Regions from separate parts of the Homo sapiens genome. Here region 2 is linked to region 1. A link is an interaction called in ENCODE POLR2A ChIA-PET data of the cell type or tissue named here. Cell type or tissue: HepG2. All regions are shown on one strand. Links, peaks and the distances in the headings refer to the core of each region. The heading gives the core; the rest is flanking DNA. Region 1 overlaps AOPEP (aminopeptidase O (putative)). Region 2 overlaps AOPEP (aminopeptidase O (putative)).

Region 1 (4,389 bases), core at 255-4,254:
CCTCAGCTGGAAGGGTGGGGGCAAGAATCCTTCCCATTCAGCCTCCTTCTCATTCTCAGGTCCCTCCCAGCCCCTGCAACAATCTAACCAAGGTTGTTCTGCTCCTGAATAATAGAGGGATGAATGCATTTTAAATACTGATAAAATATACTGGGTGAACGCATTTTGATTGTGATTTGGGGTTGTAATCTTTTCCCTTTCTGTTTTTCTTGTTGGGGACATGTTTAATTCTTGCTTGTTTTACATAGAGGGCAGGATCTGTGAGGGGGAATGGTTAGTGGGGCAGGACCCAGCCAGATTACACAGGGACTTGAATGTGATGCTAGAGAGTTCCTGCAGATTGAGTAGCCACTGATGCTTGTGCAAGGAGTGACAGGACTTGAGCAGCATGTTTAGATAAACATGGTCAGGTGGGTCAGCAGCCTTGCCTGGAAAGACAGCTCCCCGGGTAAAAAGCCATGCTTTTCCCCTCTGTGCAGGGAAGAGGTAGTCTAGTGGAGGGTGTGGAACAGCTAGACTGACTTTAGCTCCTTGGTTTCTGACTGAACTTTCAGGTCCAGAAGCTCTTCATTTACATGGATACTTCTAAAAACAGCATTAAGTATCTAGATAACCAATGGTGTCTGTCTATCCAGAGAGGACATGCAGTGGGCTGAGGAACGCCTATATCCATGGGAATGAGTAGGAAGCCACAAGAAACAAGCACAGATCAATGTGATGCAGCTGATGCACCCAAATCCTACTCACGACGGGGAAGGACGTTGGGAAGTCGGCAGGGAGAGTCGATTGCCCACAGCTTTCACAATCTCGGATTAGACGTACATTTTTTCAGTGAGCACAGAGGAAGGCATATGAGGATGGCTTTCTCATTAGGGATAAAGGGCATTTGAGACATTTTTCCTGTAAAAAGAATAAGAATTCTGAACTGGCTCAGATGCAAACAGACACATTGAAAGTATGACACCGTAGAGAGAAAGCTAATATTTGCTAGGTATATGAAGGATAACCCAGTCCTGCCTTCGAACATCGAAGGATAACCAGAAGGAAAAGGAAGCAGAGGCCACTAGCATTTAAAAAATGCAGCTAATGGAGACAGTTGGTAGTGGCCCATGTACGTGTGGGTTTTAATAATAGGATCAAGCTGGGTTCTTGCTGGAAGTCTAGCTCTGCAGGCTTGAGTTGAAGGCGCTCAGGGAGACCTGGTCATCAGAATCATGTAGGAGGCGGATTAAAACTGCAGATCCCGGAGCCAGCCCAAACCTGCTACTGAGTCAGCATCTCCATAGGTACGGCTGGAACTGGTCAACATAATCCGTAATTATCTCATATTCTGAAATATATTCTATCAAAATAAGTTTCTTTTCCTTTCTTTTTTTTTTTTTTTAGACAAAGTCTCGGTCTGTCGCCCAGGCTGAAGTGCAGTGGCGCAATCTTGACTCACTGCAATCTCCGCCTCCTGGGTTCAAGCAATTCTCCTGCCTCAGCGGGGGCAAACTCTCAGGTAGCTGGGATTACAGGTGCACGACACCACACTCAGCTAATTTTTTTATTTTTTGTTTGTTTGTTTGTTTGTTTTGAGACAGAGTCTTGCTCTGTCACCCAGGCTGGAGTGCAGTGGCATGATCTCTGCTCACTGCAAGCTCTGCCTCCCGGGTTCATGCCATTCTCCCACCTCAGCCTCCCGAGTAGCTGAGACTACAGGTGCCCGCCACCTCATCTGGCTAATTATTTTGTATTTTTAGTAGAGACGGGGTTTCACTGTGTTAGCGAGGATGGTCTTGATCTCCTGACCTCGAGATCCGCCCACCTTGGCCTCCCAAAGTGCTAGGATTACAGGTGTGGGCCACCGCGCCCAGCTAATTTTTGTATTTTTAGTAGAGACGGGCTTTCACCATGTTGGCCAGGATGGTCTCGATCTCCTAACCTCGTGATTTGCCTTCCTTGGCCTCCCAAGGTGCTGGGATTACAGGCATGAGCCACTGTGCCTGGCCAAGAAGCTTCTTTTCTAAGTACAACCTAAACCCTTAGAATCCTTCATTTTTATACCCTTCCTGAGTAACCCAAACTTTTTTTTTTTTTTTTTTTTGAGACAGAGTCTTGCTCTCTTGCCCAGGCTGGAGTGCAGTGGCGTGATCTCAGCTCACTGCAACCTCCACCTCCACGAATCAAGAGATTCTCCTGCCTCAGCCTCCTGAGTAGCTGGGATTACAGACACTAGCCACCATACTCGGCTAATTTTTGTATTTTTATAGCGACAGGGTTTCACCATATTGGCCAGGCTGGTCTCAAACTCCTGACCTTGTGATCCGCCCGCCTCGGCCTCCCAAAGTGCTGGGATTACAGGCATGAGCCACTGCGCCCGGCCAAGTAACCCAAACATTTGGCTTTGTGGTTTAGTTTATTAGTTCAAGCAGTTTGCCAAACATTGCGCTGGGTGGTTTGCATATAAAGCCGAAAGGGCACAGACCCTGCCCATGAGCTCATGGTTTGTGGAAGCATCTGCAAACCAACCTTTGCCCAACAGGTCTCCACCCCAGAGTTTGAGACCTGCGAAGAACTGTAGAGGTTGATGTCTTGTGTTTGCCATGTTCCGCTGGGAGGCTAAATCTGTAAGAAAACAAATACGCTTGGAGGGAGGAGACTGCCCTTAAGCCCCACTCAATCACAAGTCAGCTGGCCCATTGTGCAAAGGAGCCAGCATGACTGTCCTCAAGGTGTAGTCTGGTGAGCCATATTTGGACACATGGGCAGTACCTGTCTTTCAGGCTTTCAAGTATTGGCCCACAGAAAGAGTCACTGAAGGAAGGACTACTGCATCCCTAATAATGAGCGGACCTGTAATAGGATTTCACTGCAGTGCTGCCTTATTTTGTAGAGAAACCTTTTTAGAAAGAAAGAGCAATGCAAACTCAAAGAACTAGGACAAAGATAGCAGCTCTAGAGTGTAAACCTTGTATCAATAGAAAAACAACTGATTCTGCTTTTTAAGAAAAACTGCCCCCATTTTCTCTTTTATTAGGCTAAAGACATACTCTGGTAGACTCTTCGTCAAAAGCAGATTATTTAATTTAATTAATTAATTAATTAATTAATTAATTTCTGAGGTGGAGTTTCACTGTCGCCCAGGCTGGAGTGCACTGGCGTGATCTCGGCTCACTGCAACCTCCTCCTCCTCCTAGGTTCAAGCCATTCTCCTGCCTCAGCCTCCCAAGTAGCTGGACTACAGGTCTGTGCCACCATGCCTGGCTAATTTTTTGTATTTTTAGTAGAGACAGGGTTTCACCATGTTGGCCAGGCTGGTCTCGAACTCCTGACCTCAGGTGATCCTCCTGCCTCAGCCCCCCAAAGTGCTGGGATTATAGGCATGAGCCACCGCGCCTGGCCAAAAGCAGATTATTTTATATTGACATTGCACTCTTCCCACACCTGGAAGGTAAAGCCCGGCAAAGCAGTAGTTGAGTGAGTTGTGCACATGGCTGCATACACAAGCATGACCCCTTGGCTGTTTGACATCGCACAGCATCATGGCACATGCTGATAGAAGATCAACACCCAGGGCTTTTTAGGCTGCTGCCCCCACTGTGGCCCTGCACAATGCTCACAGTGGCTTGTCCCAGCTCTTGCAGCCAGAGCACCCTGCTGACCGGGAAAGCCATCAGGAGCACCTGGCTACTTTTACAGTCAGGGCTTTTTTTCCTTCTCTTTTGTGGAAGCCATTATGTGGTACCAAATAGGTATACATTTAATACCTGCATGGTATTTCTCCTGTGTGGCCTCTGCTGCTTCATGGTTAAATATTAGTTTTTTCTGGTATTGTGCAACTTTGAGCTTGCTGTAGAATCACAGGCTACAGATGAGTCTTAGAGTGCAGTGCGTCTTCTTCTTACTGGGGGAGCGGAGCCCCAGGAGAAGTGTAGTATCTGCCCAAGCTCGCAGCACTAGTTAGTGGCAGAGCTATGGCTTGAGTACAGGATTCTAAGTCTTCAGCCCATCAGACTAAAGCATTTTGTAATTTGGGTCCCATCTTTGCCTTAGTTTCTACGAAGACCTATGAGTAGATAATAAAGGAGTATGGCAGAGGGCCCTGAGAAGTGATGATTTTTCATTAATGACTCCTCTTTTTCTTGAAGCTGTTTGTTCCTATTCTTTCACAGATGCAGGATATGGACCTCACTTTCCAGAGCTTTTCACAAATATGTGTCATGGATATACATGCCCCTCTTCCACTAGATATTTCTAAACGGTAGCCCTATGTATCTAGATGGAATATTTTGCATAGGAAATACTGGGCTCCATTGCATCAAAAAGCTGGTATATTTTTTGGTGTGAGTGAATGTGATTGTATATAGAGATTAGTTTAGGTCTTTGCATTTGGAAAGATACAGCCAT
Region 2 (4,389 bases), core at 208-4,207, 90 kb before region 1:
CAACAAATGAAAGGGGGTGTAGACAAATAAAGGGCTAAGTTTCTTATTTTATCAAGTGTTCTAACAAATGTTTTAATAAAAATCTCTCTCCCCAAATAAAAATTAACTCATTAGTAAAGCTGGCAAATGAAACTGCCATTCTCATTTGTTTTTTTGTGGGGATAGAAATTGTTGTGACTTCTTTGAGGGCCATTTGCAGTATTTACTGAAGTTTCAAAAGTATGCCTTTTTTTTTTTTTTTGGATACAGAGACTTGCTCTGTCGCCCAGGCTGGAATGCAATAGCACTATCTCGGCTCACTGCAACCTCTGCCTCCCAGGTTCAAGCGATTCTCCTGCCTCAGCCTCCAGAGTAGCTGGGATTACAAGCGCGCACCACCATGCCTGGCTGATTTTTGTATTTTTAGTAAAGATGGGGTTTCACCATGTTGGCCAGGCTGGTCTAGAACTCCTGTCCTCAGGTGATCCAACTGCCTCAGCCTCCCGAAATGCTGGGATTACAGGCATGAGCCACTGTGCCCAGCCTAAAAGTATGCTCTCTTTGACTCAGCACTTCCACTGCTAGGAATTTCACCAAAGTGTAGGTGGCTAAATAAGCAAGAATGTTTACTTCAGCATTGCTGGTAAAAGCAAAGCTCTGGAAACTCATGAGGGGCCAGGATATGTGCATTCTGCTGCACCATTCAGTGGAATTCTATGCAGCCTTTAAAAAGAATGAAGCTGGCCAGGCGTGGTGGCTCATGTCTGTAATCCCAGCACCTTGGGAGGCTGAGGCAGGCGGATCACCTGAGGTCAGGAGTTCGAGACCAGCCTGGCCAACATGGTGAAACCTCATCTCTACTAAAAGTACAAAAATTAGCCAGGTGTGGGGCACTTGTAATTCCAGCTACTTGGAAGGCTGAGGCAGGAGAATCGCTTGAAGGCAGGAGAATCGCTTGAACCCAGGAGGTGGAGCTTGCAGTGAGCCAGATCGCGCCATTGCACTCCAGCCTGGGCGACAGAACAAGACTGTCTCAAAAATAAAAAATAAAATGAAAAAAAAAAAAAGGCCGGGTGCAGTGGCTCATGCCTGTAATCCCAGCACTTTGGGAGGCCGAGGCGGGTGGATCATGAGGTCAGGAGATCGAGACCATCCTGGCTAACACAGTGAAACTGCGTCTCTACTAAAAATACAAAAAATTAGCAGGGCGTGGTGGCAGGCGCTTGTAGTCCCAGCTACTCAGGAGGCTGAGGCAGGAGAATGGCGTGAACTCGGGAGGTGGAGCTTGCAGTGAGCCGAGATCACGCCATTGCACTCCAGCCTGGGCGACAGAGCGAGCCTGGGCACTGTCTCAAATAAATAAATAAATAAAAAGACTTAAGTAGACCAAATGTGGGAGAAGCTCCTTGGTATAATATCAACTGAAGAAACAAAATGCAATGTCCATCATGCATTTGTCCTTATTACCTTAAAATATTTTCTGGAGCAATTCGTAATACCTTTTTAACACTGGTTGCCTTGGAGGAGAAAAAGTCCAAGTGGAGGACTGATGGGAGGAGGGAAGATAATTTGCCTCTTCATTTGCTTTTTTTTTTTTTTTTTTTTTTTGAGAGGGAGTCTTGCTCTGTTGCCCAGGCTGGAGTGCAGTGGCGCCATCTCGGCTCACTGCAAGCTCCGCCTCCTGGGTTCACGCCATTCTCCTGCCTCAGCCTCCGGAGTAGCTGGGACTATAGGCGCCCGCCACCACGCCCGGCTATTTTTTTTTTTTTTTTTTAGTAGAGACGAGGTTTCACTGTGTTACATTTGCTATTTTTTTATATTGACTTTTTTTTAACCGTGCAACTGTTAGCTTATTAATAATTAAAATTATGAAGGCCAGGCACGGTGGCTCACACTTTTATTCCCAGCACTTTGGGAAGCTAAGATGGGAGAATTACTTGAGCCCAGGAGTTTGAGACCAGCCTGGGCAACAAAATGAGACCCCATCACTACAAAAAATTTACAAATTAGCCAGACGTGGCGGTGTGCACCTGTAGTCCCAGCTACTTGGGAGGCTGAGGTGGGAGGATTGCGTGAACCCAGGATGTTGAAGCTGCAGTGAGCCATGATCGCACCACTGCACTTCAGCCTAGGTGTCAGAGTGGGACCCTATCTAAAAAAAAACAAACAAAAACAAAAATATAAAATTCTCAGAACAAAGAAATTGGAACAAAGTACAGACAACCCTTTTCAATAAGCATTACAAAATTTTTAGACGTAGGTTGCTTGAGTCCCAACTTACTGTCTCTATAATTAGAATTATTGAGTTACTGAGTTAAATCTAGCCCCAAGCAGGTTAATGTGTTACCTGACCCCTCCCCCCCAGCCAAATATATAGATTCAAGTAAACTTTTTGAAATACTGAACTATGAGTCTGTGAGTCATAGTTCATGGATTCCTGTGGACTTGAATGAGATGGAGGGGTCTGGGGAACCCAGGTTAGAAACCACAGTTATAATATGAAGAGCACTGGGCAGGGGGGTCAGAGGATGAAGGCCAGACTGACTGCTGGCCGCCGCCAACTAGCTAGCTATGTGAGCCAACCTCTCAGCCTGAGTTTTCTTGTCTGTGAAATGAGACTGGGGGTAAAAGGAAGTGGTAAAAGACCCTTCTAGCAACCAAATTCTGTGATTTATGAATATTGTAACCTGTAAACTTTCAATGGCACCAAGGTGATTGTGAGGACCACAGTAGCCTGCTAATGTAAGCACTATTCTTCAGGTCACAGTTTCAGGGCCAAAACACCATCCTTCCCAGGTCGTCAAGTAATTCTCCTCGGTAGATGATCTGCTGAGGCCGGCGATTATTCAGCCCTTCGGGAGGTGAGTGCAGAGCTGTTTTTCTCACCATCTTTAGCCTTCTGGGTATTCCTCATGCTTCCCCCTCTCTCAGGAGAATCTCTTGCCTCCTCCTCATCTTCTTCTTCCTGATTTATCACTGCCTCTGCCCCATCTGACATTAGGAAAGTGTTTCATCGTGCTCGAGTAGAAGATTTCATGGGAAACAGACTACCATCTTTGGAACAGGATCCGATATGAATAATTCTTTGAAACATTTTTCTCTGCATGTCTGTATCTTAGTCAACTTTCAGTTTCCCCTGCTTGAGGAGAGTGGGGCATGTAGACAATCCAAATGTCATCTATATTTGGCTTTAGAGTGTGTTTTCTACTTAGCTTTGAGTTCTGGATAGATCTGCGATTCTGGGAACTGACTTTAAACAAAATCACGAAGCTTTGCAGTGAAGACACATCTGACTCACAAGTAAGTTGAATGCTTTCCAAGGGCCCATTTTTTTAGAACTTGCTCAACTCTTTCCTGCAATAATGCTGTGCTTGGATCAGCCCACTTTCTCTCAGACCCTGGCAAACTGGCCATTCCAATATTCCTTCCTGTTAAAAGGTGGTTGCCATTTGGCTTTTTATTTGTAATTCATGCGAAGTTCAATAAGTAATATGAAACATCATTTCAGTAAGTGGTTCGGTGGGAGACATTATCAAAACAATTAGAATGTGTTACTGTCAATAAGCAAGAAATCAAAATTTCATAATCTTCTCTGACTCATGTGGAATTGACTTATACTTATGGCCCTTTCAGCTTTTAATGAAGAATGGCCAAAAAGTATAGAGTATTCAAGTTTGCTCAAATAAGAATCGATTGCTTCTTCCTCTGAGCCCCCATAGCAAGAATGTATTTTTTCAATGTAGCGGCTTTAATCACCTAATAGTATAGTATAGTACATGTTTTAAATGGGAGGATGGGCACTGTCTTCATTCATCCTTAAGTCCCTGACACCTAGCCCAAGTTTCCACCTATGATCGGTGTTTATCTAGTATTTGTTAAATGTGGGATTTCTCTCCTGATTGTCGGATTAACCCTTGAGTCCTTAGGACTCCTCGCTGCTTCTCAGTATCTCACATACCTTTTGCTAGCCACAAGAGAAAAAACAAAAACAAAACACCTCGCATCTTCAACAACCTTCACTTAAAATGTGTATAATAACTTTTCACGTAGAAAAGTGCTGAGAAGGCTGGGTGCAGTGGCACATGCCTGTAATCCCAGCACTTTGGAAGGCTGAGGTGGGTGGGCACTTGAGGCCAGGAGTTCAAGACCAGCCTGGCCAACATAGCAAAACCCCGTCCTTACTAAAAATACAGAAAATTAGCCGGGCGTCGTGGAGCACATCTGTAATCTTAGCTACTTGGGAGACTGAGGATGCAGTGAGCTGAGATCGCGCCACTGCACTCCAGCCTGGGTGACAGAGTGAGACTGTGTCTCAAAAAAAAAGAAAAGAAAAGAAAAAGTGCTAATAAAATACCTTAATGTGCATATGAATGAATTGGGGATCTTGTTAAAATGCAGATTTCAATTCAG

What was found. Peaks named below come from ENCODE experiments on the same cell type or tissue, not always from the same donor. Only the 100,000 strongest peaks of a DNase experiment are listed, where the experiment ranks them.
Region 2: POLR2A ChIA-PET joins it to region 1 with 5 read pairs; 1 of 35 experiments calls an interaction of 5 or more read pairs at or near these places.

What each region holds. Positions count from the first base shown.
Region 1 is chr9:94,987,544-94,991,932 of GRCh38, forward strand. The region is part of intron 11 of AOPEP (aminopeptidase O (putative)); the gene reads left to right. Among named protein-coding and RNA genes, the nearest start is that of AOPEP-AS1, 44 kb to the left of the region's middle. RefSeq lists a silencer at 2,304-2,598. In HepG2, for the core only: no CTCF peak of the experiment used is centred there; DNase peaks (open chromatin) are centred at 2,528 and 3,778; H3K4me3 peaks cover 469 bases.
Region 2 is chr9:94,897,616-94,902,004 of GRCh38, forward strand. The region is part of intron 5 of AOPEP (aminopeptidase O (putative)); the gene reads left to right. Among named protein-coding and RNA genes, the nearest start is that of AOPEP-AS1, 46 kb to the right of the region's middle. In HepG2, for the core only: no CTCF peak of the experiment used is centred there; a DNase peak (open chromatin) is centred at 2,406; H3K4me3 peaks cover 1,766 bases.